2 separate regions of the Homo sapiens genome follow, and region 1 is linked to region 2. Evidence: read pairs that join two places in POLR2A ChIA-PET (ENCODE). Cell type or tissue: Panc1. All regions are shown on one strand. Each heading gives the region's core, and the rest is flanking DNA. Links, peaks and the distances in the headings are about the cores only. Region 1 holds the start of FOSL1 (FOS like 1, AP-1 transcription factor subunit). Region 2 holds the start of CATSPER1 (cation channel sperm associated 1).

Region 1 (2,803 bases), core at 37-2,536, 120 kb before region 2:
CCTCGACAGGAAATGGGCACCTGCAGCCTCCCGGGTGCCCCCCGGCGGGCAGCGGGCGCCGTTAGGGGCTGAGAGTGGGGTCGCGAGAGTCGCCCGCAGCCTGACCCCGCGCACGTCCCGGAACCTCGAGGTCTCTATTCGCCGCATTCGGCAAAGGGATCGAGGGCCGGTCTCCGGGGACCTGGCAGGTTCCACTGCCCGGACCCCCCTGGACTCCCCAGGCCGAGAAACGATAGGGACTTGGCGACGGAGGGGCGAAGGACAGACAGACGGACGGACACGCGGAGGGTCGCAGACCGGGCCGGGACTCCCACCCTGGCCCAGCTGCTCTCCCGACGGATCCCGCCTCCCTCCCGTGTGGGGACCCTCACCCCAGCCCAGACTCCAGATCCCAGGAATTCAGCCCGAAGCGGAGAGACCCTCCTAGCCTTCGAGGCGACCACCCTAGGCGCCCACGCCCCTTCTGAAGCAGGGTGGACGCAGAAGTCAGAGGTGGGCAGGAGGAGAGAAAGCGGGCACGGAGACGGAGGGACGGACGCGGACGGCGAGGGAGAAGGGGGCGGCTGGGAGAAGGGGAGTTCGCGGGTCTCTGCTGCCCGCTGCGCGGTGGGGGCAACTGGCCCCGGACGGCGAGGGGCAGGATCCTCGCCCCAGCCCCCAGCCCGGCCCCGACTCCGGTTCCCCGCTCCAGTCCCGGAGCGTGCGGGAGTTGACCCCGGCCTCCCACGCGCGGTCCTCCCGTGGGACCACCGGCGTCGGGCCCCACTCACCTGCTGGGCTGCCTGCGCTGCGGCCGGGGGCTGCGCGGGGCCGCCGTACCCGCCGCCGTTCCCGGAGCTCGGGCCGGGTTCCCCGAAGTCTCGGAACATGCCCGGGGCTGGCGGCTCTGCGGGGTACACGGCTGCTGGGTTCTGACTCACCCGCGCCGTGCGGAGTCTTTTCTTTTTATGAATGAAAAGTTCTCGGGCTGAACCACTGCGACCGCGGGGGGTGGGGGCGTTGCAGCGGCGCGGTCACCTCCAGGCTCCACCCCCGAGACGCGCCGCCTTGGCCCGTCGGTCCCGAACTTGGCGACGCCTCCCCAAGTCCGGCTGCAGCCTTTTCACCGGGATGGGCCCGGCTCGGCGTTCCCCGGAGGCTGCGGGCCCGCCCCCCTGACGTAGCTGCCCATACATGGTGTAACTTCCTCGCCGCGCCCAGGTGGAGCCCCGGGTTCCCCTGCGGACTGACGCACCTGCCAGAGCCCGCGCCCCGCCCCAGCCCTCTCGAGGCCTGGGCTAACCTCCGTTTCTGCTCCCACAAAATAGCACGAAAGAATCACATCTCTAGGAGCCACGCCAACCGCCACCCAAAGCTTCGTGGAGTGAGGTCTTTCCACTGGCCTTGTTTTAAGGCTTCGAGTATATGAAAAGTGAATAAATGACAAACCAGGGTTACAAAAATGGTGGCATATTTTATTTTACTTTATATTTTTGAGACCGGGTCTCTGTCACCCAGGCTGGAGTGCAGTGGCTCGATCTCGGCGCACTGCAGGCTCAACTTCCTGAGCTAAAGGGATTCTCCTGCCTCAGCGCCCCCTCCAAGTAAGTGGGACTACAGGCGCGCGTCACCACACCCAGGTAATTTTTGTGTTTTTTGTAGGGATTGGGTCTCGCCGTATTGCCCAGGCTGGGTGGTATATTTTAAATGTTTGCGATAAGGTAATGCTTTGAACTAACCCCACATAAAATGCAATATAATAGTATTACTCAGGATAATTTCAGGAGCTATAACGAGTTTTAATTCAGGGCCACTACAGGTGTCCTGAGGTCTGATAAACGCCATCTTCATTACGGTCAGTGCCTTTCGGAGGCTTGTGGCCACCAGACTTGTTTGGAGAGTATGTCAAAGGTGAGTGAATGTGAGGCAGGTATCATCCTCATCTCTGTTTTACAGATGGGGAAACTGAGGCTGGGAGATGCTGAAATGAATTGCTTGAAGTCGCTAAGTGAGTAGCTGGCACAGGTTGCCAAGTCACAGCCGTGGGCACTCCAAGCCCAGGCTCAGCCAAGATTTTCAAAGCCCTTACACCTTCACAGACACCTTGTCGCACATCCAGAATGTTAGTGCTGGGCACCATCCCAAAGCTTCTCTCTGATTACTTCCATCATAGATGAGGAAACTGAGGCCCAGATGGAGTACTGAGCTGTCAGTTGTCACACGACTACAGAAAGAGGGCTGGGGCCAGGTGTGGTGGCTCATGCTTGTAATCCTAGCACTTTGGAAGGCCAAGGCAGAAAGAACCATTTGAGACCCCATCTCTACAAAAAATTATAAAATTTTCTGGACATGGTGGTACGCCTGCCTTGTGGTCCCAGCTGTTCTGGAGGCTGAGGCGGGAGGATGGCTTAAGCCAGGGAGGTTGAGGCTGCGGTGAGCTGTGACTGCGCCACTGCAGTCCAGCCTGGGGGACAGAGCAAGACTCAAAGTAAATAGATCAAGAGAGGGCTGGGCTCTCCTGCTTCTCCATCGGTCCTTCCATTTCATCAGCTCTAGCTTTGCCCTCTGGGCTACTTTCCTTGGGAACACAGGCCAGAAGCCTGTGGGTGCACTCAGGACTTAGAGCCAGGAAGTCCAGATTGCCCCTGGGGTTCTAGTCCCAGAGCTACCATTTTCTGTCTGTGTGACACTGGGCAGGTCACCTTCCTTCAACTGGGCCTCCCTGCTGATCTCACAGAGCTGTTGTGGGATCAAGTGAGATCACAGATGTGAAAATGCTTTGTAAGCTATAAAGTGTTATGCACTCAGAAAGTGGTTACCAGCC
Region 2 (2,788 bases), core at 1-2,500:
CTCGCTCTGTTGCCCAGGCTGGAGTGCAGTATCGTGATCTCGGCTCACTACAACCTCCGCCTCCCAGCTTCAAGAGATTCTCCTGCCTCACCCTCCTGTGTAGCCAGGATTACAGGCACGCACCACCACACCCGGCTAATTTTTGTATTTTTTTGGTAGAGACAGGGTTTTGCCATATTGGCCAGGCTGGTCTCCAACTCCTGACCTCAAGCAATCTACCTACCTTGGACTCCCAAAATGTTAGGATTACAGATGTGAGCCATCGCACCCAGCCTATTTGTTTTTTTTTTTTTTTTTTTTTTTTCCTACGGAGTCTTGCACTGTCACCCCGGCCGGAGTGCAGTGGCACGATCTCGGCTCACTGCAACCTCTGCCTCCTGGGTTCAAGCGATTCTCCTGCCTCAGCCTCCCAAGTAGCTGGGATTACAGGGGTGCACCACCACGCCCAGCTAATTTTTGTATTTTTTTGGTAAAGACGGGATCTCGCCATGTTGGCCAGGCTGGTCTTGAACTCCTGACCTCAAGCGATCCACCCACCTCGGCCTCCCAAAGTGCTGAGATTACAGGCGTGAGTCACCGCGCCTGGCCTGTTGTCATGTTTATTGAACTACTAGGAAGAAAGTTTGGTGGCGTATGAGCTAAAGGCCATGGTCCCTCCTTGCCCTCCAATAAGGCCCTCATTCAGGCATTAGTTCCTAATCTCTGTTCTCAAGCAGCTCACAGGTGAGTGGGAGAAATCTGGACAGATAGAATCCACCATGGTAAATGTTCTGAGGGCAGGCCCCGAGCACAGGATGATCTGTGGTCAGCTAAGTGACCACTCCTAGTTTTGGGCCCCTCGAGGGCAGCGACTGTGTTGAATTTTTCCCCATGCTGCCATGGCCCAGGCAGGCCACACACCCACATTGGATGAGTATCAATGTTTGACTGGTAGACATATGAATAAATAAGGCAGTGACTGAATGAACAAACACCTCATGGCCTAAAGAGGTACATAATTCAAGGAATAAAAGATGGGACCATGAACAGTCAGGAGAGTGAATAGCCAGTGGGGGACCTGTGCAGGAGGGTCGGGCCTTACGATCTGCGGAAGGACAGTGCGGGGCCGAGATCAGGTCTGGATCCTGCGCCAGGCAGCAGGAGTTGGCATGGGGGGCCCAGCAAAGACTCACTTTTGCGTTTCTGAAATTGCCCTTCTTCTTTGCCCCAGTCTTCTGAATGTTTGGTGGAGATATCCTGGGTATGGACTTTTTTGGACATCTGGGTGACACGTGAGCGGATTGTGCTGGAGGACCGAGTCATGCTGTGAGCCGAGCCCCGTGGGTGTGCTACGTGATAGGGGAAGACTCCTGTACGAGAAGCAGCAGGGCCGGGGGCATCGTGAATCAGGCTCCGGGATGTGTGTGGGATAGAGAGTTGGGAAGTGCTCTGGACGTAGTCGCCATGGAGGTAACTGGAATGATACGCGCCGTGGTGGTCTTGGTGCTGATGGTAGTCTCGGTGCCGGTGGGTCTGGTGGTAGTGGTGCTGTGTGTGGTGGGGATGGTCGCCATGGTGGTACTCACTGGGGTGGTGATCACCTTGGTGGTACTCGCTGTGATAGTCAGATATCCCACGCTGGTAGGACCCCACAGAGGAATGAGGGGAAATGGTCTCTCCGTGATGAGGAGACTTTCCATGCTGGTGGGCTTCATGATGACGGGACCTGCCATGGTGGTGGACTTGGTGATGGTGGGGCCAGCCACGGTGGGGGACTTGGTGATGCTGGGACTCATCGTGTTGGAGCCCGCTAAGGTGGGAAGCCTCGCTGTGGTGGAAGGACTCACTGTAGGGATTGGGTCCATGGGGGAGGTAGGACCCACCATGGTGGGAAGCCTCACCGTGGTGGGGCACGCCAGAGGAATAGTGGGATAAATTCTCACCGAGATATTGGGGTCTGCCATGGTGAGACCCCCTATGGTAATGGGAGTCACTCTGCTGATGGAACCCACCGTATTGGGACCCATCATGATGCCTCCTGCCATCACGTTGGAGCTCATCATGGTAGTCCTCACCGTAGGAACGGTGGGAGGGGACGGCGCCTTGAGAGGGAGCCAGACCAAAGCCTGTGGGGCCATGGGCTCTGCCGTGATTCCGTGCCTCGCTGTGGTGGTGAGATTGGTGGACATGGGAGGACAAGGCTTGGTCGTGGAAGTCTTGGAACTCCGGAGGGTGGTGAGATTCACCACGTTGGTGGGGCACGCCGTGATGGTGCAACTCGTAATGGTGGAGAGCTCTGCTGTGGCCTGGCCTGTGGTGTGGGGGTGATGAGTGAGAGCGAAAGAACCTATCTGCGTTATTGGTGTCTGCCTCATTCTGAGCCTTTTCAGGCACTGAGTTTTGATCCATGACTGTGCTGGGAACTCTGGAGCCAAAAGAGCTCAAGACCTGGGCCCAACAGGCCCCGCCTGGATTTCCCTTCTTTCCTGAGCCAAGCTCAATGCAGACTGTGGCACTGGGCTTCCAGAAAGGCCTGACTATTCTCGTGGAACTCTCCCCTCTATGATGTCACCAGCAGGCCAGGGCCTCATTCCCAAATGCCTCTTCCTGGGCTATAGTTCGGAATCAAGAATTATTGTGTCAAACTCCTTCATTGTAAATGAGGAAACCGAGGTCAAGAAAAGGGAAGGACTAGACCAAGGTGACCTCACAGGTCACTGGCAAAGCTGGACAAAGAAGTCCATGGGGGCGCCATGGCTTCATCAGCTACTTTAGCCCTGTTGTTGGAAAGAAAATGGTCCAAGTGGTC

Evidence for each region. Peaks named below come from ENCODE experiments on the same cell type or tissue, not always from the same donor. Only the 100,000 strongest peaks of a DNase experiment are listed, where the experiment ranks them.
Region 1: POLR2A ChIA-PET joins it to region 2 with 16 read pairs; 12 of 35 experiments call an interaction of 5 or more read pairs at or near these places.

The regions. Positions count from the first base shown.
Region 1 is chr11:65,899,471-65,902,273 of GRCh38, forward strand. It overlaps FOSL1 (FOS like 1, AP-1 transcription factor subunit), which reads right to left and starts at 918. Exons shown (of 4, transcript NM_005438.5): 1 at 771-918. The coding sequence starts at 869. RefSeq lists silencers at 1-16, 1-101, 710-1,309. In Panc1, for the core only: no CTCF peak of the experiment used is centred there; a DNase peak (open chromatin) is centred at 1,071; H3K4me3 peaks cover 2,415 bases; H3K27ac peaks cover 1,961 bases.
Region 2 is chr11:66,023,992-66,026,779 of GRCh38, forward strand. It overlaps CATSPER1 (cation channel sperm associated 1), which reads right to left and starts at 2,488. Exons shown (of 12, transcript NM_053054.4): 1 at 1,173-2,488. The coding sequence starts at 2,388. In Panc1, for the core only: no CTCF peak of the experiment used is centred there; no DNase peak of the experiment used is centred there.